Linked DNA regions of Homo sapiens: regions 2 and 3 are each linked to region 1. The links are chromatin loops, found by intact Hi-C in ENCODE. Cell type or tissue: PC-9. All regions are shown on one strand. Each heading gives the region's core, and the rest is flanking DNA. Links, peaks and the distances in the headings are about the cores only.

Region 1 (10,533 bases), core at 2,678-5,177:
TCACAATGTCCTCGTTAGTCCCATTTGATGGAGAAGAAAAGCGAGGTGGAGCAAGAGTCCACGACTTCCAGAGGAGCCACCAAGGAGGAATGATGCCCATGGCCTGCTGAGCCAAGTTGCTCAGTCTGCTCTAGTGTAACAGCTTGGCGAATACAATACTCTAGTTTCTTGATTTGATTTTCTGGCCACCTGGGTTCACAAAGTGAGCTTTTTAACAACCATCTTAGAGAACAGTGGGGAACTGTTATGAGGTCCTGGAAATCTTTCCCTAAACATTCCTTTTCTCTTTGTATGTAAGATATTGAAAAATTGCTCTGGCCTCTTTTGAAATGAGAATAGAAAGACACATAGACCATATTTTCAGAACCCCAAATTGGGACACCTAGTGTGAAAAATTATAAGTTAATTTATAGGAACGATGAAAGAGAAAGTCAAGATTAAGATTGTAATGGAGAATCCTGAATACTCAGCAACCCTGGGCACAGGAGTATAGGTGTCTTTAAGAGGGTTATAATAATAGATAATATTTTAGATCTACTGATGTGAACAATACTGCATCCAGCAAAAGTTGGTGGTGATATGGGACGGGGAATAGAAACATGGTGACCTTCAAAGTTTAGACAAAGAGAAGGAATTCAAATACAAATTCATGATACTCAATGATGGAAACGAGAGGGAGGTTGGATAATCAGTCTACATATGCGAGGACTTTAAGCAAGTATACATAGTAAGCTCATTTTTTGCTGTGGAAGATTAAAGATTTTCTGAGTTTCAGGTATCATCAACGCTCAAACATAATTTAAGCATCACTTTTTCTTCAGTTTTGGGTGTTTTGGAAGCCGCTGTGATCATACAGACATACATGCTTTTGGAAAGAGCGTTTCATTTGGCTCCCCTTTCTTGGAGGCCCTCTGGTTTCTTCTTTAATTGAGGTGGTCTCGCTGTAGACTACCACATTTCCCAGAAGAAAACAGCCAAGATGCTTTGAGGCGAGGAGTTGGGGGGAATGGGTAAAGAAAGGTGGAGGAGGAAAGGCAGAGAAGGACAGGGGAATGGTGAAGAGGGGGTCTGGGGAGAACTGTAGGATCAGCACAGCCATCTTTAATTGCTCCTTTAGGGGAAGCAACTACAGATCCTCCTAAGAATATGTTGGGAGGTGCTCTCCTAATATGCCCAAGAGAACAGAGCTGCTTTGGGTTATCTGAGTTATTGTAGTCGTAACAATGATGATGGTAAGGTAATAACTCTCATAGTAATATCTACCTTTTTTTTTTTTGAGATGGAGTGTCACTCTGTCTCCCAGGCTGGAATGCAGTGGCTTGAACCTGGGAAGCAGAGGTGGCAGTGACCCGAGATCGTGCCACTGCACTCCAGCCTGGGCGACAGAGCAAGACTCCAAAAACAAACAAACAAACAACACACCCACACATACACACAACAAAACAAAAAAACACAGTACTTGGCCTTGGAGGAAGTAGACTGAAGGGAATATTGTTTAAATAGACTTTTAAAAAAACATACAATGGAATATATATACATATACCATGGTATATATTTTTAAAAAAACATACAATGGAATGTATATATATATACATATACAATGGTATATATTTTTTAAAAGACATACAATGGAATATTGTATAACAATGAGTAGGAATAATCTATTGCTTCTCACAACAACACGGATATTTCTTAGAGAAAATATCATGCTGGATAAAAAAAGCCAGACACAAGGAGTACATACTGTAAGATTCCATTTAGATCAAGTTCAAAATGAGGCAAAACTAGTCTATCTTGTTAAGTGTCAGGATGTGTTACTCTTAGGAGGGAATGAGGTGCTGGTTACATTGTTTCTTAATCTGGGTATGTTTGCTGTGAAAATCTATAGTTAGTTTATAATTTGTATACACATATATATACAAGATATTTAGTAAAAAATGCATGCATTTACTATTTGTAGAAAAGTATCCCCATTATACCAGCATGATGGATTTTGTTTTTGCCATTTGATAAATGAAGAAACTGAGATCTAAGAGTTTAAGTGACTTGTTGAAGGCCACATAGTAACAGGTGACAGAGCCAGGCTCTAAGCAGGCCTGTCTGGCCACCAGGACCATGGCTTCACACTCTCCCCCTGGGCTCTGACAGCTCCTCCCTGCCAGGTCTCCAATTCCTCTTCTCTTTGGCCACAAGTGGAGCTTTCCATGGAGAAACTTTTGTTTTTTGATAGGACAACTACAGAGCTAGAAGGCCTTTCTCCCACCTAGATTACACCTGGGGAGGATCTGCGGTGCAAAGTTTTCATAGGCCTGGTCTAACACTGTGAGCAGCTCTATCGCGTTAGCTGTGGCCCTCTCTGTTGCTGGCAACTTCAGCTCCAAATTCCTCTGAAAGCTTCTGTAAGGGGAGCAACATTTGAATAGTTGGATGGTGTTCACCTGACAGAATCTAGCTAAAAATAAAAAAGAGGTTTTAATGAGATGCCACTGGTGGCATAATATTAGCTGATTGACACGTTCTGGTTATTTCGGTGAAAAGAAACATTTAAAGCATAGCTGGCCCTGTTGTCCAACGTGGCAGTAAATTCTGGTCACTCATTAGTACAGTTCGAGCTAGAACAGGGGGTTATGCAAGGAAATAACACCGATGGCAGCTTCTACCCTGAATACAAAGGAAAGTGATATACAGTGATTACGTGAAATCGAGACATGCTTAGCACAGGAGAATTGGATCAATGCTGCATCAAGGCTGATGCTCTCTCTCATACACAGGAGAGGTTAGTATGAGAGTCAGGCCAACATTCAGCTGGAAAAACACCCAAGCTATGTTTGGGCTGAGATCCCTAATGTGCCCTCCATTTGAAAATGCATTTTTCAATGTAAGTTGATTCGTTGAACTGAAATAGAATTTTAAGTGCAATATTGAGATCTTCTGAATAAATTTACTGGAAGTTCTTGAGGTTTTATTTCTCTTAGGGTCAGTCTATTCCTAAAGTGCTCCTTTTCATGTGTACGTGTGTTTTTGAGTGTGAAATAGAAATCGATGAGTTTGGCTTAGTGGTCAGGATGTAAAAAGGTGTGGCCATAGAAACCTGAATCTTGACAAGAACACTTTGCCTCGGGCAAGGTTTTAGTTTTTGGCACTTCCTGTTTGGAGGTTCTAGACAAGAAGGTTTCCCTGTCTCCTGAGGGTCCTGCTGGCTGAAAAGGGTTCCTACAGGACCAGGCATGCTTTGACACAGGGGAGGCATTTCTCAAGGGTCACATGGATTGACTGAAAACGGGGCTCTAATTTGCTTAGGGAGAAAAAAACTCAGCAAATATTAATTAGTATTTTCTACTTAATTTTTAAATTTAGAGTTATTGAGGGGAAAAGGCATAACAGGAAGAAAGTAACAGAGCCTCTGGATCATACACGGTAGAGATACTTTAAATGAAAAATGACTTCCATCACGAGGTTAAATTCTTTTTCAGCATCTCTTCTATCACAAAATCTTCCAAAAGGAGATGTTCCATCTCCACTCAAGATGGACTTATTTATTCACAAAAGGTGGTCCACTAATAAACTTTTACTTTGAGAGCACAGAATTTAAACTTTTATCGAAATCTACTTTCCTTAAGCTAATTTTGCCAATTCATGAGTGGAATTTACAGTAAGGACTAAAGTTGAGGGTAATATATTCTTTGGTATAAGGTTGGCTTTTTTCTCCCTCAATTTTTTTTTATTGTGATAAAATACACAAACGTAAAATTTACCATCTTATCCATTTCTAGTGTACGGTTAGTGGTAGTAAATACATTTATAATATTGTGCAACTGTCACCACCATCAATCTCTACTCTTTTCATCTTATAAAACGGAAACTCCGTATCCATTAAATAATAACTCTCCATTCCTTTCTTCCTCCAGCCCCTGGCAACTACCAGTATAAGCTTGGTTTTATAAGATTTACAAGAAATGGGTATATGAGACTTGAATGCTGATTTTTAGGAGAATGAGAAACTATTCCATTACATTTCTCCATTTTAAAAATTAAGGAGGAAGAAAATTCTTTGCTTTTAAGCATGTTGGGATCTCTGGGGACAATCGGAGAAAGGGTTTTGTTTAATTGGATCTGAAATGGAGTGGCTGAGAACAGAGGGAGCCCTATTCATTTAGGCAAAACAGAGACATCTGCTGGTGGATTGGCAGACTTACTTTTCCACAACTTACAAAGACCCCTGAAAGGGTCGTATTTGCAAGACAGGGACAAATCTGTCACCGTTTTTGCTGTCTCGATTTTTAAAGAGCTGTTGTCTAATCATGGAATAAGAATGTTCATAAAAGAGAAGAAAATGTACATATGCAATTTACTAAGCTATGTTGCTTTGGTAAGACTTTTCTTGACTACTTTCTTTTCTTGACTATACCTGCATTGAAGAGCCAGAATTCTTTCAGAAAAGGATCACCAAGCTGTGGATTAAAAGGTGAACTTTTGCCTACACCTTTCAACCCACAGCTTGTGGCAAAAGGGCCCTCAACTCAAGAGCAGTTCCGTGAGAAGGGCTCACTTATTCCTAGACGAGCCAAACCGCACCCTGCTGTGTATGGCTTCTCGGGTAGGAAGTGTCTGGCTGGGGTCTAGCCCAGTTTCTCTGTGGGCTAGCTACTTAATGCTCAGCATGTTATTTTTTTTTTTTCTTGAGATGGAGTCTCGCTTTGTCACCCAGGCTGCAGTGCAATGGTACAATCTCGGCTCACTGCAACCTCTGCCTCCCGGGTTCAACTGATTCTCCTGCCTCAGCCTCTCGAGTAGCTGGGATTACAGGCACCCACCACAACACCCAGCTAATTTTTTTTTTTTTTTTTTTTGAGATGGAGTTTCGCTCTGTCGCCCAGGCTGGAGTGCAGTGGTGCGATCTCGACTCACTGCAAGCTCCGCCTCTCGGGTTCACGCCATTCTCCTGCCTCAGCCTCCCGTGTAGCTGGGACTACAGGCGCGCGCCACCACGCCCGGCTAATTTTTGTATTTTTAGTAGAGACGGGGAACACCCAGCTAATTTTTGTATTTTCAGTAGAGACAGGGTTTTGCCATGTTGGTCAGGCTGGTCTCAAACTCCTGACCTCAGGTAACTGATCTGCCTCGGCCTCCCAAAGTGCTGGGATTACAGGCGTGAGCCACCGTGCCCGGCCCAGCATGTTAGCTTTCAAAGGGCCTAAGCAATACCCATTTTATATGGATTAAATGAGATTTGAGATGCAAAGGTCAAGGATGGTCGATAAGGGCCAGTTTCTTCCCTTCTCACAGAGCCTTCCTAGCCACAGTCACTATCTCTCAGTTGGGCAGGCTCCTCTAATCTCAGAGATGATGCTGTGAGAATGCTGGCTAGGATTCTCAACTCCCTGAACCAGCGTGTCCTTCTGTTAGCTCAGACACAATAAACACCAAACAGAATTCATCACCTCTATATCAGTTCGTTTTTGCGCTGCTGATAAAGGCACACCTGAAACTGGGAATAAAAAGAGGTTTAATTGTGCTTATAGTTCCACATGGCTGGGGAGGCCTCAGAATCGTGGTGGAGGTGAAAGTCACTTTTTACGTGGTGGCAGCAAGAGAAAAATGAGGAAGAAGCCAAAGCGGAAACCCTGATAAACCCATCAGATCTCATGAGACTTACTCACTATCACAAGAACAGCACAGGAAAGACCAGCCCCCATGATTCAGTTACTTCCCCCTGGGTCCCTCCCACAACACGTGGGAATTCTGGGAGAAACAATTCAAGTTGAGATTTGGGTGGGGACACAGCCAAACCATATCAACCTCCAACTACCTCCCTGACCTCAAATGGCTTTGAAGAAGCAAAAAGGAGCTATTCTTGATAAGAAATTGAGGCATCCAATGCATTGCCAGAGCCTGTTTATGTCATTGGAAGCATAGGTGGGTGAAGTTGGGGCCTTGGTTTTCTTTTCTTTAGGATGGGGACAATAACACCCCTTCTCCCAGGTTTGCGGTGAGGATGCAGCGAGGTAAGCTCACAGGCTTGGTCTCGAGGTTACCTTGTAGGTACACTTACCTCATAGCCCCAACTAGTGAGCTCATAGCCCCAACTGGCCTGGCCCAGAGGAGGTACTCAGCATGGCTACTGAATTTTTAATAACATATTCTCACAGCTGTGTCTTTTCTCCATTTCTGTTGTCTCCAGGCCTGGATTAATGCAGCCTCTGCCATATTGGTCTCCAGGCCTTCAAGCCGCTGCCCTCTCCCACTGTTCTTACAGGCTGTTGGCCAAGCTAATGCCCCTTAAGTTCACTTCTTGTTGGGCTATTTCCTAGTCAAGAAACCAGACAGGCTTCTTAAACAACCAACCAAGCTCCCTAGCCTGTGTCTAAGTCCTCTGTACTCCGACTCTACCCCACAGTATCCAAATTTACGTCTTGCTAATCCCTGAGGCACAGTTTCCATTCCAGGCAGAAGGTCTCTGGGCACACCTTCTATATTTTGGCCCCAGGCCTTTGTTTATGCCGTTTCCCTTATCCTTCAGTCTGGCCTCTATCTTCAGAAGTAGCTTAAATCCCACCTCCACTGTGACCTTTTCTCTAATTCTACAGCCTAGGATGATTTTTCCCACAGGCTAATTCCTATTGCTTTAATACAACCAAATTCCTATTTGGATAATAAATCCCATGCTGCACCCATCAGTTAGAATTTAATTGTCCTAGAATTTTTCTTATAAGCATTGTGAAGTAAGGCTCTGTGCTGCTTTAACCTCTCTGTGCCTCAGTTTCCTCTTCTGTGAAATGGTGATGATCATAGTTCCTGTTTCATAGGATTGTTATAAAGATTAAGTCAACATGTGTAAAGCAAGTGTCTGGCCCCTAGTAAGTGTTTAACAGTGTTAGCTATTATTATTGTTCTGGGAACATAAAAAAGGGATCAGTGCAGCTTGTTTGATTATTAGGCATGTTTGTGGGGAAGCCATCAGGTGCTGGACGAAGGCTTTCACAGCCGTCTGACCCAATATTGTGTATCTTTTAAATGGCACATTAATTCATCTGACAAATATTTATTGAGTGCCTACCATGTTCCAGGTAATACTGTACTGTAGGTGCTGGTCTTAGCTTTGTTTATTTTTGTATATGTGGCCAGCTAGCTATTCATATCTTGAAAAAACAGTGTAGGTCAAATATGGTCATCAAAGGGGCTTTAAGTTCAAGTCTTGGCTCCATCTGTGTGGCCTTGAGCACATAATTGACCACATCTGGGCTTTAATCTCTGCTGCATAATGAGCGCTGAAGTTCAGTTCTCCATCTTAATATTTGTCAAAAGAACTAACGATGCTTTAAGTCACACATTAGCCAGGCAGAGATGGGTCCTCTCTCTGTTCTTGTTCCCAGCAGGCCTGGATATGGGATCTGCTTGTCTGGACCTGCACTCCACATGCTTGTTCTGTGACTATTAGTTAATCACCTTCTGTTTAAGGAAGGGCCTCTGAGGAACTCCCTGGCCTCATTCACATCACTACCCTTTTTGTTATTTTAGATGAATAGAAGAGAACATGATTTTGCTCCCCAAACGTTATGAGAGAAAAAGGGACGTGTGTACCTTTATCTATTTGTCATCTCCCCCTTTTATTTCCCTATTTTCCTGCCCTTTCGTAATTAAATTACACACATGCAAGCATATCACACAGCTCACTTATATGCTCCTTAACAGAAGGCCCTAAGATATATTTTTAAAAAATCCAAAACATTCCTGGCAGCGCCTAGCACACTCCTAGTCCCATATGCTTGCCTAATACATACTTGCTGAGAGATGGAAACTGCCCTAGTTGCCATCAGGGAAATGGAATGCTTTGTTTTTTTCCAGTGATTTCCAAGTGTGGGTTGGTTGTGAACTCTACCATCTCCTTCTCTCCCCTTCCCAACTGAGTCAGAATTTCTGGAGCCAGGACCAGGAACCCAGATGTTTGACAAGTATCCAGGTGAAGTATCCAGCATACTGAAGTCGGAGGCCCGGAGAGGCTGGCCCACCTGTGTCAAACTCAAATCAACTACAGCTGCCCGTGAGCTAGATGAGGCCCCATTGACTGTTGGCTCAGAACAGCAGCTTCACAGAAAGAGGCAGCAGATGCCATTTAGCTCTGGCTTGTCTAGCCTGGGTTGCCAGTGCCTGCTCCCAGTTGCTCAGTCCTGAAGCCTGGTGTTCCCATGCACTCCCTCAGTGGCCTCAGTCGCCAATGGCTCCTTTCCCTTCAATTGTCAGCCTTCGTCATGTGTGGCTTCCTGAATGAAGTTCAGTTTCCCTTGAATATGTGATTTGCAAACCTGGGCATGATCTAGTCGCTTGGATTTTTCAGGACTAGATTGCTATATTCTGGGGAGTAACATATTCTAGAGCAGCAGATTTAAAACTTTCTGGACCATGACTTAGTTTAAGAATTCCATTTTACTCTGAGACTTGAGCTATATACAGATACACACACACACACACACACACACACACACACACACACACACACACACATAAATATGCCCAGTGGCCAGGCACGGTGGCTCACGCTTGTAATCCCAGCACTTTGGGAGGCCGAGGCAGGCGGATCACTTGAGGTCAGGAGTTTGAGACCAGTTTGGCCAACATGATGAAACCCCATCTCTACTAAAAATACAAAAAAATTAGCTGGGTATGGTGGCACATGCCTGTAATCCCAACTACTCAGGAGGCTGAGGTAGGAGAATTGCTTGAACCCAAGGCAGAGGTTGCAGTGAGCTGAAATCACACCACTGCACTCCAGCCTGGGTGACAGCGAGACTCCGCCTCAATAAATAAATATATATGCCCAGTGAACAAATATATCCATCATATGTTTGTGCTTTGACATTTTCTATTTCATCAAGAAGACAGTCTTTAGGTGCAAAATCCAAATCTAGAGTCTCTGTAGAGAATGTGATGGAAGCTGTAGGTCTACCCCTCATCATTTTCAAATGACTTCAGGGTCTTCCATTGTTGTGCCAAACCCCTATTAACCTCAGTAGGGAAGGCACCAGGCTCAAGAGGCCAAAGAAGAGACCCAGAGCCAGCAAATGAGACACGGGGTTTTATTAAGGGATTACATACAGGGGAGAGAGTCCAGTGGCAGCGGGCTGTGCAGGAAAACCACTGCCGCTTGCAAACAGCTTGTAGCGTATATACCATTTCACTCAACACCCTACCCCCGAGGACCTCCACCTGGCAACCTTCATCTAACCCCAAACTCAGGGCTTCAGTCCCTGCACAGCCAGTGTTCCATGGGAGAGGCTGAAGGCTCAGATGTTCCTCAAAGACAAGGAATGAATCTCTGGCTTGGCCACGCCCGGATTCCCTAGTTCAGAGCACACATTCAGGTGCGTCTGCAATACAGGGCCATCCTCAGGGTATGCTGAAGTTATTGCTCTCAGGTGCGTTTACCATACAGCATCTTCCTAATCCATCTATAGAATCCAGCTGATAATATACTTTCTTGTCCACTCTGGAAAGCACACCTCTCTGCTAGTGAAGAAGGGTGACATTAGGGTAGACTTTTTAGAAGTAGATGTGGAATTATTTTCAAAATATGCTGCTTCCCGTCTCATACACTTTCAGAATGCCTGGGACAGGGTGGGGGTTCTCAGCCCCTGGAAGAGTAGTTGAAAGCGTTTCAAGTGGATTTTCTAACCTCCCCACTGGCCCTGGGGGGTGGGCGAGACACAAACCCTCTGAAAATACCTGTAGCTGTGACCTACTTCCCTAATAGCAGCAGAGCCACCCTTAACATTTTAAAAGTGGACAAAAACCTGAGAATCTTTCTGCTATTTGTAGCAAAGTACTTGTAATATATTCCACAACCAACAGTGTGTGGTCACACCATGGCTCCTTCAACCCTTAATAAGATTTTTTTTTTTTTTTTTTGAGACGAAGTCTCGTTCTTGTCCCCTAGTCTGGAGTGCAATGGCACAGTCTCGGCTCACTGCAACCTCTGCCTCCCGGGTTCAAGCAATTCTCCTGCCTCAGCCTCCTGAGTACCTGGGATTACAGGTGCATACCACCACACCCAGCTGATTTATTTTATTTTATTTTATTTTAAGTAGAGATGGGGGTTTCACCATGTTGGCCAGGCTGGTCTCGAACTCCTGACCTCAGGTGGTTTGCCCATCTCGGCCTCCCAAAGTGCTGGGATTACAAGCATGAGCCACCACGCCCGGCCCTTAATAAGATTTTTTAGAGACCTTTCTGCATCCGCATATGTAGAGCTGAAACTTGAATCAGACTACCCAGTGTCATCTGAAGCGTCTTTGAGGGACGCCTGCAAAGCTGGTTCCACTTGACCTGGCTACATCTTCCTCATGGGTCCTCCAAACACATCCCCCAGCTACTGGCTTTCCTTTCCTCATGCCATTCCTTTTCCACCCGGGCTTCCCAACTTCCTTTCTGAACAGTTCTCACCTTCCAAGATTTCTTTCCCTGAACCCCATGGACACTGTACTGTGCAACTCTCTGCTTTCATGACTGAAATTAGGCCTACGCGTCTTAACTCCAAAT
Region 2 (10,533 bases), core at 4,160-6,659, 270 kb before region 1:
TTTCTTAACAAAGGCAAAAATGCCTAAAAATGCACAGTATTAAAACCAAAATCTAGCTGTCCCCTTTGCTTCAGCAGGTTTACAGTTTGAGAAAATATTCTTTACTGGTCTATTAGAAGGAAAAGTAAAACCTTTGTGCTTTTTAAAAGGCAAAACCTCAAGCAAAGCAGCTAAATCCTTCTTTTTCCCTCTGTGTCCTCCGCCCTGGGTCCTCCCAAAAGATGACCATGTCACATGATAATGATTAATTTACCAAGTACAAGTAGCTAAGTAGTAAATCCCTCTTACTACTCTTTGAGATTTATTTTCTACATTTACAAATATTCACCATTCTTGTTTTTAAATACTTCAGATTAAGAGAAGAGTTATAGAGCAACAATCCATTAATACGAACTTGGATCGTGAAGTCTGTGAAGTCTGAGCAGAGTGTTTCCTGTGGCCTCTGTCAGCGGTTTCCTGCCTGCCATAAGTACAAGGAACTGTTCATGGGATTGTACTCGTGGCTTTGTTTCTGTTGGAAATGTGTTTTATTTTCTTTATAAAATAATGGGTAATCTTTAAAATTGATTTTAGATGGTTTGAGGCATTACACCACAACAGTAATGAGCACTAATGCCAATGATATTGGACACAAATTCATTTTAGCTTTATTTCATGTCTGAAGCAATTCTACTGAGCCTTGAACTGCTCACGTGTTGTTATTAACTTGCTAGTAACTTAACACATGGGTACAGCAAACAAAAGTGATCAGAGTCCAGGTTGATCGGGACCTCAAGGCTACTGTCCTTTTTCTTGAGCTATAATTCAATTTCCAATTTTACTGTACATTAGACTCATTATTTCCCAGCGTTTTCTTTTTCTGCTCAATACTGCCATCTGGAGGACACACAGATGAAAAGAGAAGGAGCCAGGCTCACCCAGCTCACAATTCCAAAGAGCCAGAAAGATGTGGCTGGGGAGGGGACATCTGAACACTCCCCCAGGCCTAGAGTTCAAACCAGTGAGTCGGCTAGGTACAGTTTTGGTTTTTGGAATCTCCTCTGTTTCTCTGGCTAAATTCATGCCACCATACTCCATGAGTTTTAAATAAGCAAAAATAATTTTTAAATGTATTTATATGCTTATTTTAGTCAGATAGTTCATTCTGAAATTTAAAATGAAAATTTTTGAGAGTGTTTTCCCATCTGGTTAGGTGAGCATAATTAATTTATTTTGAGTACTATTTGGCTTACTATCAGAGAGGGCTGTGACTGCCACCATCATAATATTAAATACTATTTTTTCCTTAGTCATGTTTGTGCCATATTTTCCACAAACAAATCTAATAGCCCAAAATCAATTTCAAACCTAATATAAAGAGTACTTTGTAAAACAGTCAATAAAATGTCATTTGTAGAAACCTCCATTTAAAAAGTATATGATTTTCAAACCTTTATAAAAGGAATAAAAAATAGCCTCTAGGATTTTAAAAGAATTTCTAGAAAGATATTTATAGTGCAAATCAGAAGTTATTCCTTTCCCCATAACAGTTTTAGACTAAACAAAGCAAAATCTGTTTTTTTTCCCTAAACTGGACACAGTTGAAAAGCACAGTTTTCCTCAACATGATTTTATTAGATGTATTATATGCTGGTTTAGCTGAGAATATATAGCTATGCAAAATCATTTCATCCTAACTAAGGATGTCCTGGGTCTGCTGAACCCAATACAATGATATATATACATAACTGCATAGTACATGGAAGGTTAGCAGTTTGATGTAGAAAAAAAAAATTAACTCAGCCTGTTTAGCTCTTACTATAAGAAAAAATAAAACCTACAAATCTTCATTGAAGACATTCATGATCTATGCTGTGGTGCCCTCTATTGAACACAAAGACATAAAAATCGTGTGTGTGTAAAACTAGCTGTCATGGTTCAACACTAGCCTTTTGTAAAAAATCTTTAATATTCCTTAATATTTGAAGAAATACAAAACCATGATACTAAAGTCTAAACTGTAGGGTAAATGTAGTTGTATTAATGGGATGAATTCAGTAAAGAAGGGAAGCGGCTCCCAGTCATGAACAAATCTATTCAAACCTAAATTGAAAATCCCATTCAAACCTAAAAATTAGTAGGAATTCCATTTTTCATAGTTAGAGACTTACTGAGTTTATATTTTTTAGCCTATAACTTTCTTTTCATAACTATTAGAAGGGACTTTAAGTTTATAATTACTCAGGGGCAAGAATACAAAAGGGAGATTATAGTTAAGACTGAAGAAAAATGAATATATTTGAAAAATCTCACAATCATACCAAATTTAGCCAGCATTTAAGAGTACTGCTAATTTTAAATTTGCCAGGTTCTGGGATTCATATAGTATGTCCATCTTTCCTATAATTTCTTTATCTATAAAACTGAGATAATACCCAACTCCTAAGATTTTTAGTACTGAGACTAAAACATGTAAAATGCCAAACACGTAGAAAGTGTTCGATAAATGGTAGAAATTATTCTTATTTGGCACCTAGTCAAAGAAACAATTTTCCAATTCCTCTACAAAGATCAGTACTTTCTTATTACATATGTATCATTTCACAAATGACCTTAAAGAAAAATAGGTATATATACACATATACAAAGACATTGTGGTTTCAAAAGGTTTGAACATATTTAGTGCTTCTGGTTCATAACTTCAAAACTCACATGAAAACCAGGCTTTAAAAATGCATGCGAAAAACCTACAATACAAGCATGTTTCCATGTTTTAATGCTGTGGTTCCTAAAATTCCTCTACAAACAAGGTACAGGCTATTGATGGCTGGCCCTACTTAACAGGTAACCAGTGGGGGCTCAGAGGATGTCAAACTGGGGCCAAGACACAGTGCCAAGGTACACATCACATCCAGTTCCCTAGAGTGGACCCTGGTTGGGTGAGGGGAGGGGGCACCAGGGGCAAAGACATGGAGGGTACTACCTTACACAACCCGGGCAAGCACAGATCTGAGGGACACAGAAGGGAGGCTGGGGAGGGTCAGCAGGGGCCGCAGAGCTCAGTTCAGGCCTGAAGCCAGCCCTGTGGTATTTGACTCCTCACTTCCTTCAGGTTTAGGCTGTGTGGAAGCACCAGCTTTCATTTTTAAAGTGAAATATTAACTTGTAGACAAATGTTCACATACCACAGGGGAACAAATGATATCACAAGAGAACCCCCTGCCAATTCCATGATTTGACAATCCAATCGGATGACAATCCAGATTCAGTGTTAATGAATCTAGCCGTAGCCCTGGATGTGTACACAGTGCTCCCCCTAGAAGGAAGTGTCAGGACAAGGACTTGTTCATTCTGTGCAGTCCTATGTCCGTGGCACGCAGCCTGGCCCAAAGCATTCACTTAATAAACATCTATTGAATGAAGGATCGCTGCATGGTTTTTAGAGTTTTTTTCAAGTCCTTTTCATCTGTAGGACACAACCACCCAGTGAGGTTGGCTATGTGTGGGTACTATTATCCCACTCTATAGCAAACAAAGGCTTAAAAGGAATGAAGTGACTGTTCCAAGGCTCACATGCAGCTAGAAAAAAAACCAGGAACCATGATTATGGGAGACCTAGAACCCGGCTCCTTGAGTTCCTGAACCAGGACACTTTCTACTATGACATCTGCATCAAACACAACCAGCAAACAGTCAAACCATGCACTATGCAAAAATAACCTGGCACAAGCATAACCCCACTATGGCTGAATGACACTCACAGGGTCATTCATTTGGGTAGATCAACTGTGGATAGAAAGGTTGTGTTCAAAACAACGAAGTAATTCCTGGTCAAAAACACATACCCTGCACTTAACCAGCAATATAATTCAGAGGTACGTGCTGCCTTCTGACCTGAAATAAGACTTCCCTACAGAAGACAAGATGCCACAGCTCCCCGAGGACAACATGTCCTACACTAGAGTGACAGGCAATTCTGTAGAATTGTGTGGCAGGGACCACATCTCAAGGGAGAGGCCATCAGCCACCTGGGCCTCATAGAGACAACAATTAAAATCAGAGGCCTCCTCTAGGGGAAAGGGCAGGAAAAACTTGGCCAGGTCTCTGTCCTGCCATGCCTGTGATACCCCCCAAAAATACAATGAAATGTTTTCGGAGGACTTGGCTCTGCTAATCAGTTCTTCTGGTCTCTTGCCATGTTTATTCCTCTGGCTTCTCTTCATTGGCCCACTCTCCCTCAATTTATAATCTTGGATCTTTCTGTATGCCTCTAGGACACCTTCAAAGAAAAGGCACTAAGTCAATCTAATAGAAATAAATATTAATATTAATGTGCATACTTAATATCCAAACCCTTTATGAGAGAGCCAAATGGGGAGGAGGCAGTATATTTATTTCAGGCTAGCTCTAAGGTCCTATTTAGTGAACCCCAAAGGAGATGACTTCAGATCCTGAAACTACTAGAAAAAGAAACAGTTCAGGAGACTGGGTCCTGTCAGTAACTAGTAGTCATATGACTCAGCCTATTTCCTTATCTACAAAATTGGAAATTAGGAAAGCAAAAGCTGTCTCATGTCTAAGTGCATTAAGATAATAACAGCCAACATGAAGATAGCACACACTGCATGCCAGACACTGTCATGAGTGCTTTACAGTCACTAACTTGTCTAATCTTCTCAACAACCCTATGAGGTAGGTACTATGATTACCCCATTTTATAGATGGGAAGACACAGGCAGAGGAGGTAAATGATCTGCCCAAGCCCCCAGCTAGTAAGTGGCAGAGCGAGGATCTGAACTCAGGTAGCCTGGCCTCGGAGTCTAGGTGTAAATCAGCGTGCTATATGGCCTCTAGCATTCTGGGTATTCCAGCATTCCAGAGAGTGGATTGGGGGAGGGAAATCACTGGTAGTGTGAACTCAGGCAGCTTTAACGGCAATACCCACCATCACAGAGTAATCCAGAGTTAATAACTCACTGAGACTGTTCACACGCCACCAAATACTCCTTTATAAACATTCCCTTCAAAGATCAGCGTTAAACTATTAGAGGAACCCAGAAGGATATTAGCAGCCCGTTACTGAGCTGATTTTGGTCTGTAAATTCTAAGCATTGTAAAGAAAGACAGTTTTTAAGAAGTGCCTTTTGATGATTAGGCATATTTGTTTCCTGGCAAATTTTTACTTTTGTCAGCTAAACGCCCAGGTAATTTAGATCTGCTTGACAGCTTAAAGGACCAGATATTTAATTCAATTTGTTCATTGTTTTCTTTCTAGAAGACTTGGTCCCAAATATGTACGAGATGATGTGAGCCACAAGATGGTGCTCTAATATAGGAAATGGGCCACTGGGTTTTGCTCTAGTGCAGATTATTTGCATTTCAGAAACAGGAACACTCTTCCCCACACCACCATGCAGCTCTTGTAAAGCACTTGCTCACACCCCTTGTCTGGCCACAAAAGTTTCTGGACACTCACTTTCTGAGGAAATCTTCCAGACCCTGGCGACGCTGATCCACGTGCTGGCGATTGTTCATGTTGAAAAACAGGTTTTTAGATGGAAGTTCTGGCAGTTGTCTTAGGAGAAAGAAAAAACAATGTTTTTAAATGATTAACTCAAGGTGCTTCTGTTACAGAAATCCCTCAAAGTGAAGGCAAATTATGTATGATGATTATTATCACACAGTTATTCTATAATTATGATTATACATTATATAGTTATATAATAAGGGTATCAGGAAGTCAGCTTAAAGAAAAACCCATCTTTAAACATTTCTGAGGCCTTTCATGGCCTATACCCATCAAAGTTGGTGAAATTTAAGTGATAAATTTTAAATTCAGATGCAGTAGCTAAGAAACTAAAGCTACATATTGTAATCAAGGCAAAAGCCTATAAAAATCCTTCATATCTTATATATCTTAATGAACGTCAATTTTAAATACTGAATATAATGACAAAGTCTCCACAGTATACTCTAAATCACTTACACCAGCAACGCATTACTTTGGAGTCTCTGCCTCAGCCACACGAATTCTCTATATCTTCTTCGTACACAGGATGTTTTCATTGTAAAACACATGCTATTAGTCTGTACAGAGAAAGTAGAAAAATGAGTCTTACCTGAGGAAAAAAATGCATTTCTTGTATCTATAATTCACAATATGATCTCAACATTCACTCTAAATAGGATTTAAACCACCAAACATATATTTATATTTATGCCAGTACTCTGAAATCTTGCACATAACCCAGGAACATAACAGCCCTGAAGACAGCCAGGATGATGGAAATAAGCAGTGTTGCCCCAGGGTGAGGTATGACCTGGCCACTCCCTGCATCCTGAAGGAGCCTCCTACTCACCTATGAGCACTGCTTTCAAGAATAAATCATAAAAAATAAATCCTAACATATAAATGACAGGTAGGAGCTCAGGTTCATCCGTTGCATTTTACCACCATCCACGTAAGCTGGAGGAAACTTTGGGGCTTAGAGACACCTCCTCATGACCCTTTATGAGACATTGCAGAAATCTTCATCTCCTTGACATGGCCACCCTGCAGATCATACAAATCACCAGAAATCCTAGAGAACAGCATTCCCTTCTCTACTGTATGTGAGAGGGAGCGTGTCCGTCCGAGCCAGAGAATGACCGTGGTACGTGGGGATAAACATCTGGCATAGAGGACAGGCCGACCGGAATTCCAGTCCTGGTTCTGCTACAGGGCAAGTCACTCAAACTTCAGTTTCCTCAGTACTAAAATGGGATGAACTAGTATATATCTAATTCACAGGGTGGTTGTGAGGATTGATAATAAGCACTTGACCAATGTTATCTATTAATAATACTGTTAGTTACTAAGTGTTGGTTTCCTTCCAGCTATCCTAAGGCAGACTTGGAAAAAGCCACCGATGGTGTCCCCATGCTAAGCTCAGCCACAATGCTTCTCCTTTGGGTAAACATAAGACGAGAGTAAATATTCTCCTTTGCGTAAACATAAGACGAGAGTAAATATTCTCCTTTGAGTAAACATAAGACGAGAGTAAATATTCTCCTTTGAGTAAAACAAGCGACTACCAAAATATTTGTTTCTCCTGATTTTTGAAAATATGAGTATCTCTAGTCTCTGTATTTCAAAATCCGATTTTCTAATCTAAATGAGAAACAATTCTTTACCCCCAAGATCAGTACTATTTCAAAAATTATTATTCTATCACTTAATATGCCCAGCGATTGTTTTCCTTGGGAAATCTAAGTAATTATGTGCATTAGCTCTCAAACTGTTCTCATGAAATATATGACATGGTTCCTGGTATGCTTATGCTTTGTAAAGTTCAGAAAACTTCAGAATGTAGACAGGTTAAAAGGCTTATCCCCAAGGTAGCCACTGGTCTAAATCCCATTATCTTTAACGATATGGCAGCAAAACCCGCTGGAAGGAGTTTGTGGCAAATAACATCCTGTGGGTGGACTTATAACACACCAGGGCCTCACTCTACTGTGCTCCTTGGGGACTAGGTTTGCAGACCATGTTATACCAGAACTAGTCCCCTAACAAGGCTTGAGCAGGTTATCTTCCCGGTACCCTCTCCCTAAAGAATCCCAGACCACCACAGGGATTCCTGACATCTCACACACAGGCTGGGTCCATTTAAATTCCCTTTAATTTCTCTGCTCACAACCACCATGGTTGTCAATAACTAAAAATCCACCTGGTACCTACACCAGACTAAGGTCGATCCATAAGTCCTTCATTTGCAGGGCAGGTTCAGGGGAGTATTTATGATGGCTACCCAGCTCTAGGGTCTACTAATTTAAAATTCCAAGTAAATGTTAAGATCCCAGAGTTGTGTGACATCATCTCCCTTGAGGTTAATTTAAACAAGTTAAAGACCAGCTTCTCTACCTCCAAAGCTCTATGGGTTAACAACTAAGAGAAGCCAACCAGAACTCCCTAGCTCTGCCATCCACTTTTAATTGTATGACAGGTGGAAGTCTCTTCAAGATTAGAGGATACTGAGATCACTAACTGATTAAGTTCCTCTAATAAATCTATTTGCTTGTTTTTGCTGTCCACCAAGCCAAGGCTTATCCATTGTCAATTTATTAGCATTTCAGAAAAGTGCCAGGACACCATCAAATAGTATTTGTGGAACCCATCATTTCTGGCTCCAGATGGAGATTTCTGAATTTACATCAGGCTATTTATAGAGCAGAGCAGAATCTATACTTTCATTAATTCCTGGGAATAATTAAATTTCATGCCTATCATGAAGTGTGTGATAAGGACGCACAATTTTTTTACAGAAAGTTAGAAGGCAACTAAAACTATTTCATTTTACTTCAAATGCTTATTCTTATATAGTCATAATTTTCCACACAGAATGCAACTCTAGTGTGAGCTTATAAGTAAAACCAAAACAGAATCAAAATACATGGCATATCCTGGAATGGCTTTACAACACAATCAAAAAAGCAGTTCTGAGTTTTTCTTTTATTTTCAAAGTTGGGGAAACTTCAAAGAAAAAAGAGAAGAAAGGAGAATTTAAAAAAAGAAAAGTTCTACAGCTGGTGTTTGGGTGTCCAATATACCAAGTTAGCTATTTACAATGGGAAGATTAAATAATGGCTAAATTTTACTTCACTTGTGCTATGAAGTCACGGATACAATCTGGGTCAATTGCTATGCTCCCCAGTTGAACTAATTTAGTTTGCATCTGATATGCATCTGGTTTAGATGCAAAGAGTATTATCCTCAAAATCGGGGCCAATAAACTACAGCCTGAGGGCCAAATCTGGTCTGACACCTGTCTTTGCACATAAAGTTTTATTGGAATACAATTATGCTCATTCATTTATGCACTGTCTGTGGCTGCTTTTCACCTGCAACAGCAGAAATGAGTAGTCTCGACAGAAACTGTATGGCCCACAAACTGAAGATATTTACTACCTTTACAGAGAAGTTTGCTTACCCTTGTTTAAGATGGTCACAGAAGGCCACACACCACACAACATTTTCAAGAGATTGTGATACAGTAGCATCCACGCAAGGCACATCATTTCTAGTTGCTTACTCGTTACATTAATTACTCAGATTCTAGATAAATTAATCACAATAATTGCACATATCCATTTCCCACCTTCTGATTCTATATATAAAACACCACACATCTCTTTTCCAAAGAACTCTATATCCTCTCAAACTTGAAGGTTATCAGGCATTATATTATCCAGAAATATGCTATAGCAGATCATAAGAAATGCCATTAATGAGCTATAAGTACTCTTTACCCATGCATTTTAGATGCGTGCACATCTTCACATGTGAAGGCAATAAACATTAAAATGTTAATATTAACAAAGGAACAATAAGGGATTCAAATAAGTAATTTTTCAACTTTAGGAACCATCTTACTAGTTCATGTAAGATAAAAGCATTAGTTGTAATCATTCAAATTCAGTTATTTGAATGAGAAAAACTTTTACAAGTGTCAACTTTATCCCATAAAATGTATCCCATAAAAGTCCCTCAAAATTACTATTTCTACTGACTACATACTTACATGAATACATATCTCATAGTCAATGTAAGAATGCCAGAAGTCCTCCTTCTGAATCCTAGGATCTCGAACCCAGACACTTACAAATTCCTGTAATGGCATCATAAACAAAGAAATATTCTTCAGAACTGCAAGTAGGACTGGAAAGAACTGAACAAAACGACTGCACTAAAACAAAACTGAAATGAGCTTTAACCAATGTGGTACTTGTAATCCTTTAAAAAACAAGAAGTAAAGTTAATGAATCAGGCACCACGAGCAAATCTAGAACACACTTTTGCCACATAATGGAATTTTTAAAATAATGCAACACTGAGGTGGGAGCACTTCTGGATAGTTTTACTGGTTATCTGAAGACAAAGTATACTGTAAAACTGATTTTTAATTTTTAATCTTAAATAATTGGTTCAGGTTTTTTTCAAATTTAAAAAGTGATCATTTCTTACTTTCTTCATCTCTCTAAACTGAAACAATGGGCCCTTCTGGGTAAGGTGCTTCCTAGGACACAAATAAGAAAGGCACCAGGCCAAGCAGGGTGGCTCACACCTGTAATCCCAGCACTTTGGAAGGATCTCTTGAGCCCAGGAGTTTGAGACCAGCCTAGGCAACATGGTGAAACCCCATCTCTACAAAAAATACAAAATTAGCCAGGCGCAGTGTGGTGCATGCCTGTAGTCCCAGCTACTCAGGAGGCTGAGGAGGGTGGATCACTTGAGCCCAGGAGGTCAAGGCTACAGTGAGCCTTGATTGTGCCACTGCACTCCAGCCTGGGCAAAAGAGCGAGACCCTGTATCAAAAGAAGAAAAAGAAAGGACACCAAAGCTCATGGGAAAAGTAAGCAAAGAGGGTTGAAGTTGACTTTGTGCATGCATCCCAGCCACATGAGAATAAGCGATAATAACTTATTAATAGAAAGAGGAACACCTTCTTTTACATAATACTTTTCTATTTTTAAAATACATTTCCCCTACATTAAATCATTTCATCTTCATAATAC
Region 3 (10,126 bases), core at 1-2,500, 580 kb before region 1:
TACCGTACAAATATCCTGGTGCGATGATGGGCCTGGCAACATTTTCTACTGTACTTTTGTTTAAATTTAATGAAACAAAAAATTCCTAAGAAATACCACCCTACCACTAACAAAATGGTATAAAGAATCTCCCAGCCAGGCCAACATGGTGAAACCCTGTCTCTACTAAAAATTAGCCAAGTGTGGTAATGTTCACCTGCAGTCCCAGCTACTTGGGAGGCCAAGGCACGAGAATTGCTTGAACAAGGTAGGCAGAGGTTGCAGTGAGCCAAGATCGCGCCACTGCACTCCAGCCTGGGCGACAGAGTGAGACTCCATCTCAGAAAAAAAAAAAAAAAAAAACAGAATCTCAGTGTATTCTCAAAGTAAAAAGGCATAACCAAGCACTCTCTTATCTTGCCTTATTGCTATACTATTTACATCCCACTGCAGAACAGCAGATTTGAGGCTTTTCTATATACTTCTCAGAGCACTGAAAAGAAAGGAAGGGTTTGCAGAGGAGAGTGTAGAAATCCCAGTGGTAGCATGTACCAACAGGTGAGTAGAAAGGTAGTGTTAGCCTGACATTTGAGTTATACTCTGTGCTGCCTGAGCAAGATTTGTAGAATCATATAATTACCTTTTCATGTATATTTGAAATCAGAGGTGTTTAAAATACCTATGAGATACCAATGTAGCCTTAACATATGTCAAAATGCATTGCTGGTTAGATAATTATTTGGACTACACATAAACTCCTAATATTGAATCATTACCTATCAGGTATTATCTTTATGGAACTTTTCAATATCTTTGCTTTATAAAGATTCTAAACATGTATCTGAGCTGGTAATATTTTAAAATCTCCATTATTTGTGTAAAACTGTTTATAAGCAGTGTTTGAGAGGGTCTGCTTTACCATTACCCCCTCAATATCATGATCATCCAATCTCAAATGTGAAAAAAAAAAAGAAATTTGATTTTAGGGATTGTGAGTAAACAAGTTTATATAGAGAGACATTGTGAAGTTAAAGTTTTCAGAAGTTACATTTGTGCAGTTCTTACCTTTTCCTCATATAGTGCCATTGAAATAGACTGAAATTATCTTGGCAAAAGTTAGACAACCAAAGACGACTTTAGTGGACTGGTTTTCAAAACTTGAGCAGCTGAAAAGCAAAAGCCGTTGTTTCCCATGACAATGTAGCCTTTGTGGATTTGGGTTTGTGCTTTGGGTTGAAAAGAAGTTTTTAGTCCTAGGCCAGTAGATGGCAGCAGCTTTTCATTGCAGACAAAACCTCTTGAAACCCTTCCCCCATGGCACAAACTCGCCCATGATGGAAAGCATCTAGATTTCTGCCTCCTTTTACAGTTAATCCAGGAGAGGGAGTCCTTTGCCAACTGATGACCAACAGTTCCAAGCCAGATAGTCTCGTGAACAGTGACAATACAGAAATAAGGTGTTATTTCTGTTCAGATCTCCACCGGCCTTTGTTCTTTTAAAACTTGAATATAGGTGGGAGACATAAGAAAGGAAAGAAAAGACTTAAAACTGGAGTGACAGGACAAATAATCATTACTTTCAATTCATGACTGCTTTATATTCATTTGATGAAATCATTTGTATACAAACCAGGGAGAGTTTTCTTTACACCCTTGACAATATATCACATACTCTTCAAGATCATAATAATATCATTAATATAAATTTAAACAACATGGCTTGTTAGAAAATATGCTAATTGCTATGGTCTCATTATGTTTGCTTAGCTTTTATTTGTTTTTCTGTGAACAGTTAGAGAGCTAATTTTTTTCAAAGGTGATTGTAAGTCATATTTTATATAGCATTTTGCTTGATTATTTGCTCTGTACTGAATTTGTACTCTATTGCCATTAGATCTTACAATAATGTTCCACTCTGCAAATTTTTAAGGTTCAAATAAAGTTTAATTGTTTGCAAACTGTTATGATGCTAATAATTCAACAGCCTGCTGTGTTACTAATGAAATTACTTTGTTATGATTAATTTGGAAAATAGTGTGTTGATTGTAGTAATTAAGCACAACAAGGTGAAGTAAATGATTCTAATGCCATCTGGCCGCCAAACTGAATGAAGAAATGAAATAGGGCTGTCATCTGAATTTATTCAAAGAAGTAAGGATAATACAAATGACTTTCATTGCTTTAGGATTTACACTTAACACAGCTCACTCCGTTCTATTTTTGCCACTTTGCTGCATATGACACTTTCTTTCATAGAAAAAGAATGTCATTTAGTCCAGCAATTGTTTTGAATACTTTATTTTATTGGAAGCTGATTATTTTTACTGTGTGCTAATTTAATTACAGATAATTACATAAAGTATTATAGGACCATGGGAAAAAGAAATCACTTTTCAACCATGTGTAGGTGAAATCCATATATATGGGGTTTCGTTTTTGTTTCATGTTTTGTTTTGTTTCACTTTTTGCTATCATTACACAACCACTTTGAATATAGCCTTGCACAAAGAGTAGGGCATCCATTCAACTGTTTCTTAAATGTGTACAAAGGCTCACTCTTAGTTCTTATGATTTCTACTTTTTATATAATTTCATGTAATTTCTGCACTCTACTACTTGCTACTTATTCATAGACTGGTACTATCCAGGGTCATAATTTAAAATAGAACTGAGTTAGATATTATGAATTCAGATTTGCAGTTCAGCCATTAGAAGAAAATTAACCCTAATATACATGTTGTTTAAGAGCTTGAACTTCATCAGTGAGACTGAGTGAAGCATTGTGAGAATTTTTAAAGTTCTAAATTTCAGATAAATCAGTCATTTGTATTTCATTTGTTGGAGTTATAGACACACACCATATAGAGATCACTTTTGCTTCTCTTGAGTTCAGTAGGTTCATGACTATTGAAAGCAATCCACATGGTAAAGAAAGAGGTGGTGAAGAGTGGAGATCAAAACATGATCAAGCCATGGAAAACACAGCTTCACTCAAAGGTTGAAAGAATACTTTGTGTGTGTGTGTGTGTGTGTACACTGTATATATATATAAAATAAAAACATTTGATGAATATGATCTTATTTATAGTAATATACTTAGTATTCAAAAATACAGAGAAACAATAAGTACTACATTGTTAAAATATTATTATACAAGTTTAATATATACTCAAATGCACAACAGTTTATACTCTGGATTGGGAACAAGAGATTTCTAGACATCTCAGCTTTAGCCAGTTTATTATACGCCTACTGCTTTATAGTTGAGTTCTTCCAGAATATCTGTTAGAACCTCTGATAGCATACTATTTTATGATGAGATAAATACTTTAAAAATCATATGATCACAGTAGCATGGAATGACATTTCATTAATGCTATGTTTGAGGGGCTTTTTCTTGTTTCTGCTAGTAGAATCTGTTCTACCATTACTTATACACAAACATATTATTTATTGCCAGCATGGTACACATTATATGGTGTGGATCCAGTAAATATTTGTTAATTAACTGATTTGGCACCCCACAATATCTCAAGACATGAGATTTAAGAAGAAAAGAGCTTGACTAGTAAACCTGGTAGAGAAAATGCCTTTATACAGTTAGTATATCCCATAATACTATCAACAAGTAGATTGGATTTTATTGTTATAACAGAATTGAGTGAGATTGTGAATAATAAGAAAGTTGAGTTGTGGTACATTGTCCTTAGATGTTTCCTTCCTTTCTTCCCTTGTGTTCAGTGTTGTGACCTCAAATAAGAGGCACAGGTGCCTCCTCGGGCAGCTTGGGGCAAGTGATCTACTTTCACTTTCCAGTGAAACATCTCAAATCACTGCTGCCCTGCATTCCACTTGCGTAATATCAGAGAAGCCTTTCCTGCATCTGATCTTGAAAGCATTCTAGCTGTCGCCTTGGGCAGATCAAAAATTTGTGCAAGTAAGTGGGAAGTTTCACAGTTGCTGCCAAATCTAATCATAATTTAGCTTTTGTCCTTTTTGTTAACTTTTACTCCCTGTTTATTTAAAGTTGTATGATTATGTTAACTTGAGTGCTTTGAGTCCCCAAAATGAAAGGAACTGTAAATGCAGAAAGTCGCCTTAGTCATACCACTGCTCAGTTTAGGTCTTCAGTGTTGAGAGAGGGGCTGGAAGTTGAGCAAGCCAAAACACTTGACTATGTGCAAAGGCGTGAATATAGAAACTGCTCCCAAAGCCCATCTCTTAAGTACCTTTCTTAATGCTGGAACTTTGGAAGGTGTTTCCCTAGGTTTCTCTCCTCTTTTTTTTTTTTTTTTTTCTTTTCAGTTTTCTTTTTTGTTATCCATTACTCGGAGAGGCAATATAGCACAGCCCTTGTCTGTTTTCTGTTTATTGGCCTCAACTTTCTAATATAAAAATATCACTCCTGCTAGAGTAAAAGCAGGTGCCATTTTGTAGCTTGAACTGCAATTTACTTCTTGTTTGAGGAAAGTGTCACACAGGTACTCTCAAAGGAGAAAATTAATGACACTAGTGTATGCTGGTTAAAGACAGCTGCTTTCGTGGAGGAGAAAATTCCAACAAATAAGCAGATTCTCATCTACTACCCTCCCCTCCCAGCTCCCATGGGAGTCTATTTAGAAAACCTTGTGTTCTTTATCACATCAAATGTGATGATAACAGTTTAAGTCAGACTAGTAATAGTAATAGCTAACATTTACTGAGTGTTTACTATTTGTCATGCTGTGCACTTTTCATTCAATTCTTATAACAACCCTATGAAGTAAGTTCTGTTATTCATTACCATTTTCCCGATTAGGAAACAGGCTGAATAATTTGTCCCCAAAGCCTTAGGGTAGTGAGTTACCTAACCAAGCCTCACACCAGCCTCCTTGCCCTGAATTGAACACTGTTCTGCTGCGCAGTACTGTGATGAATTAAAACCAAATGCTTATTTGGATTCTTTGCATATAATAGGCACACAACAAATGCTTGTTGACCACTGATGAGGTCACCATTTCTAGAAAATAATCTGAAGCATGTGAAAAGAATCATCCAATAATTGACAATTGGATAGCTGAATTTGGCTCACTAGTCAGGAAAGCATACCATGGTTATCATATCAGATCCAAAGCAGCTGATCCGCAATGGAGACGAAACTTTTATGCAGGAACACTTGACGTTCCAGTCCAGATGAAAATAGGAAGTCAATCAAAGCAGCAGAGTCCAGAGAGGACACCAAGCCAAACTGACCCTTTTCTAAGGACCTTTTCCCATCCTTCCCACCTCCTCCAATGTGAAGCCCAGTAAAGGGACCAGCCAGGGGAGCCTTGAAGAGGACTGCAAATCCAGCTGCTTCTGTCTCAAATAGTTGTTTTTTAGGAGATGGGTTTTAATTGATTGGTTTAAACACATAAAGGATTGTTAACAAACTGTACCATCAGTAAACTTCATTGTAAAACATGTATAATTTTGTAACTGAGTGATGGCAATGTCTGACCTGACTTTTGCTTGTTGAGATATGAATTTGTTTAAGAAGAATTTTTATTGGAATATCTGATACATAAGTACGTACAAGGTCTTATTCCGTGGACACCCAAGCAGTGCCTTGTACTGGACCTCATAAAGACTTCTGTTGTGTTTTTTGAACAAGTCCTTTTTAAATAATTTTGTACTTCAGTGATTGGAGGCTGAGGGTTGGGGAGAGTGAAAAGATTAAGAGATAAGTAAGGACTAACATTCACTATTATGGCTCTGGAATTTAACCAGAGAGGTGGTAAAATTGAGCCCTCTCATAGTCTAAAATACACCCTATAGTACTGACTGTCTTATAGCCCAAGAGAAAGGGGTGTACCAAAGTTCTATTTTCAAAGGGTATTTGATTCTGTAGAGTTCTTTGAAATGTTTCCATGCCTACTATTCAGAACATCATGCTTCTGAAGGACAAGGAGTGAATGACTGCATTACCCTGATCTCCAGCTGCCCAAGTAGATCTCAGTGGTGTAAAATAACCTGTCCCATCTAGGATACCCTACTAATTCCTAATTCCCAGGTCAAGCGCTTGTGGTCCGTAGAGTCTCTGTTGCTCCCTGCTTTCATCTCCTTGCGCCACTTTCCTCCTCCTCCTCAGGCTATTCCAAGGAGCTGGAGTCATATGAGGCATGAGATGTTACAATTCTTATCGCTCTACATAGTTCACAACGTCAAGTGTGCCCTCTGCTTTCTGGGAACCCAGCAGAAAAACAAGTTGTGTAACTGTGTGTTTATCCTGTTATAAGCATCCTGAATTGAAAAACCTGAAATGTAGCAATCTTGTGAATGTGTGTTATTATCTCTCTGTTGCTTTGCTTCAGTTGGTCAGCATATTTGCTTTATTCTTTATTATCGTCTCAGGGCTTGCTATTTTTCTTCCTATCTAATTAAATGATTCCATTTTGAATAAATTACATTTAAGTGCCATCCTGTGCAAGGGGTATTTCAAACATAGAATTTGACATAGTCTTTCCCAAGTAGATTCATAGTCTGAATAAGATAGGGCATAAACACAGGGAAGGATAAGGACAGCCCCACATAACCTTACCTTGGTACAGTTCTTAGCAGGTTAAGCCACTAGCAGTGTCCTAAGACATAAAAGGTTCTCTGATTTTGTGATATCTGAACCTTAGGGATTATCTGGGAAACAAACTGGGAATCTTTCCTTATGTATGTATTTTTAAAAATAAACGGGGAGGGAAACGCAAGGGTTTCAGTATTGTTTCAGATGAAAATATTTTTAAAAAAATTCCAAAATGCTTGTAGCTCCTGAATTAAGTGTGAGGGGAAGCAAAGAGCTGTGTATATGAATAATGTGAACGTCTTTTACAGAGTTGCTACCAGTTATGGTAACATAACTCTGGAAGCTGAGAGTGACCCTACCCCTTTAGGAGTAAGGACTCTTTTCCTTCAGTTGGAGACAGAGTTGTACCAGCAGTATTCAGCTGAAAGTGAGTAGTAGTAAGAACACTGGAATTGGAGTCAACCAAAATTCTAGTTTCACTCTCTAGTGCCTTGTGCCCTAGAATAAGTTTCCTTCCCTGCGGAATACCAGTGGTGCCTGTTCTCTCTGCCCTGTCAGGATTGTGGTTAGGCTCAAGTGAGATTATGTTTAGAAGTGACTTGAAAAATCAACAATAGCGTCAAACATGGCTTTCCTGCATTTAAAGATATGAGAACTGAAATGAAACAATGATCAAATAATTTCTCCTTCACACCGAAATCTAGCAAGGGAAAAAAATGTTGATACTCAGCATTGGCTGTAATACTACTTGAAATAATTTTAGTGAGCCCTTGGTATTATTATTTATAACAGAAATTGATGCAAATAATCCTAGAGGAGTTTGAGATTTGATTCTCCTTTAATTTTCAATGCATTTTTTGATCAAGTCATTGACTTCCAAGCTATGGTCAATTTCTGTTAATGGTGATTTTAATCACAGAGATGTTACTTCTGTCTATAAAGTTTCTAAATAAACTTTTCTCATGATATTTAAAACCACCAATCTGCTAATAATAGTCTTTAGGTATATGTTGTAATATTTTTTTAAACTGACATTCTAAGGAAAATTTTTGTGCTGACTTCCTTTGCCCATTGTCTAATCCTTTTATGAACTGTTTCTTCCAGATGTCTATCTATGAATGTTTGTGTGTGAATACACACTTTCTAGTTAAAAAACATCAGATGCATATCTAGGAGTGACACAATTTTATTTTCTCTAATTAGCCTTGTAATATAGCACTAATCTTGGTTTGTAGTTTGTGAAAATATGGGGCTAGAAATGAGGGCAAACCAGAACCTCGTTACATGTAACCTTAATGCTTTAATGTTATAACTTTAGGCAAAGCTAATAAAAGATGCAAAGGACTCTTAAATAATTTAAATTATCTAAAAAATTGAGCATATTCCTTCAAATAATAATGGCTTTCATGAACTGATTTTTTAAAAATTCATTTTTCATGTGAATTACTTAGAAGATATCAAAGTAAGTTTGAGTTTATTTAAGATTATTAAGTATATTTGTTATGCAGAGTCGCTGAAGATTCCATTTTCTAGTCTAGCAATTGTAATCTATAGCGTGATGTAGTACATAATTCTGGTAACATCGGATGATGTCATGGTAGTATAGAGTTAATTCTTAGCACTTCTCTTTAAAACGGTGCTTTGTGATGTGATTCCTTGATTATTTTGAACCATTAATCAATTCTATCAGCTTAAAAAATAGACACATTGTGTACCTGTTACCACTGGTTTCTAAAATCAAAGTTTCTCTTACCATCTTAACCTTACCAGTTTAAGCTGGGAAACTATTACTTTTATAATGTGTTTATATTATTATCATTACATACTCTTTGATAAAGGAAAACAATGGGACTATACTAAATTGTGGCAACTGTGATTAAAGATAAGTCTGTTTTCTAAACTTTTCCTAAGTGATTATAGTAGAGAATTTCAAGCTATAAGTATACCATCCTTTGCTTCTCCTAAAGCTATGATCTATAGCAATAAATACTCTGTATTGATACTACTTAATTTTAATGGATGTATACTGAGGCTGGAAACATATTGTAGCTTAGCATTTAGTGCCTTAATTTTTAAACAGTTTTGAAATTTTAAAAATTGATATAATTGCCTGAATATTTTGTTATTGGACCCGTTTCATGCTAGAAGATTATTCTCATTTCACATCTTTCCTAAAAATTATGTTGTTCACAATGTATTTCTACTGACACTTCATTGCTATTTTTGCATAACTGAAAATCTGTCATTTTCATTTTAGCTCAGTTTGGAAACATGAAAACCATATCAGAGCAGCATATTAAAGATTAGTATAGAAACACACAAAAAATGAAAGAGCCACATAGAGATAAATTTAGTCACATTATTCAAGTGTGCCATTTTAATCCATTAATCTGGTTTGAGGCTGCTTAAGAGAAATATTTCTCTCTGAATGAGTTTTTTCTCTTAAAAAAATGTTGAGAAGAGAAGCATCTCATCTAAAACAATTACCATGGGTTTTTTTGTTTTTTGAAGAAAAGGGTAAAGCAAGAGCCGCCCTAAACTCTGCCATAATTTATTCTTAGTCAAAAACAGATTACCATTTACACATTAGGTATTAAAAGCTAGTTATAGTGATTAAAGGTTGTCTTTCTAATGCTATGTATTAAGATACCAATACGACATTTATTTTCAAGCTATTTTGGGGCCACAGGGGAAGTTGTTTTTCTTATGAAGGGAATTCTGTATTTTACTTCATTATTTATAAGTATATATATATTTAAAACTATACACACACACATATAACTGGGAAGGGGAGAATGGGAGCTGGTTGTTTCTTTGAATCCTAATACTGTATGTCTTCTTAATGAACCTGCCGCATTGCCCAGAAAACAGCTCCCTGCAAATAAACATGCTAGAAGTGATTTAGCCACAATGTCCAGACTGTGTAAACATCTCATTATTACAATAAAATTGTCAATAAATTTACATTACTGCTCCCTTTTCAAACGTTAACCAACTTTTTCTTCACTTGATAAAAGGGCATAAATTGTATTTTTATGTGTTGGTGTTTTTGTTTTCATTACACCTCTTGCTGCACTCTAGACAAAAGACCTCAAGCCTTAATGCCCTGAGTTATTCCTGGATGAAGAAAACTCCTACAGTTGTTTATTAATGTAATGTGCTGTGTTCCTTTCACAGTGAGATGGACATGGAGCCCTCACAATCTGATCTTTAGTCACGGCATTTTTTAAAAAGCCATAAAGCCAGTAGTATTGTAGTCACTGCAGCTTTAAGAGAGACACAAAGAATTAAGGCCCTTATAATCCACTATTAGAATGGGAATTTAAGTTACATTAGAAGCAAAAGATAAAACGGCAAAATGCAATAATTTCCTTTAATAAAGATTATGTCCAGTTTTCAGAATTATGATATCACGTCGAACATAATTGTGGAATAAGCCCCCGCCCCACCAACACACGTATTTCTTATATAACTGGTACATTAACATTAGAAAAGCAGAGTGATATTGAATTCTAATGAGGTCTGGCCTATATGCTCTGCTAGGAGAAGAATGAGGATAATTCATTTGTATTCTACAAAGCACTTGGAAATCCACGGGCATCCCTGTGGCTT

Evidence for each region. A loop is a pair of places that touch in the nucleus more often than their neighbours do. Peaks named below come from ENCODE experiments on the same cell type or tissue, not always from the same donor. Only the 100,000 strongest peaks of a DNase experiment are listed, where the experiment ranks them.
Region 2: it touches region 1 in a loop (9-fold over the local background); 101 of 110 quality-filtered maps call a loop at or near these places.
Region 3: a loop joins it to region 1, with 6 times the contacts of the local background. A loop is called at or near these places in 36 of 110 quality-filtered maps.

The regions. Positions count from the first base shown.
Region 1 is chr7:26,084,776-26,095,308 of GRCh38, reverse strand. The region is part of intron 1 of LOC105375199 (a long non-coding RNA gene); the gene reads left to right. Among named protein-coding and RNA genes, the nearest start is that of NFE2L3, 62 kb to the left of the region's middle. In PC-9, for the core only: CTCF peaks have their summits at 3,013, 3,213, 4,023 and 4,223; DNase peaks (open chromatin) are centred at 3,128 and 4,178; H3K27ac peaks cover 526 bases.
Region 2 is chr7:26,360,068-26,370,600 of GRCh38, reverse strand. It overlaps SNX10 (sorting nexin 10), which reads right to left. Exons shown (of 7, transcript NM_013322.3): 3 at 9,540-9,626; 4 at 5,966-6,066; 5 at 5,456-5,554. Among named protein-coding and RNA genes, the nearest start is that of LINC02981, 33 kb to the left of the region's middle. In PC-9, for the core only: CTCF peaks have their summits at 5,084 and 5,296 (motif pointing right); a DNase peak (open chromatin) is centred at 5,310.
Region 3 is chr7:26,658,879-26,669,004 of GRCh38, reverse strand. SKAP2 (src kinase associated phosphoprotein 2) reads left to right here. Exons shown (of 13, transcript NM_003930.5): 13 at 1-1,937. Among named protein-coding and RNA genes, the nearest start is that of LINC02860, 26 kb to the right of the region's middle. In PC-9, for the core only: CTCF peaks have their summits at 1,119 and 1,319; a DNase peak (open chromatin) is centred at 1,304.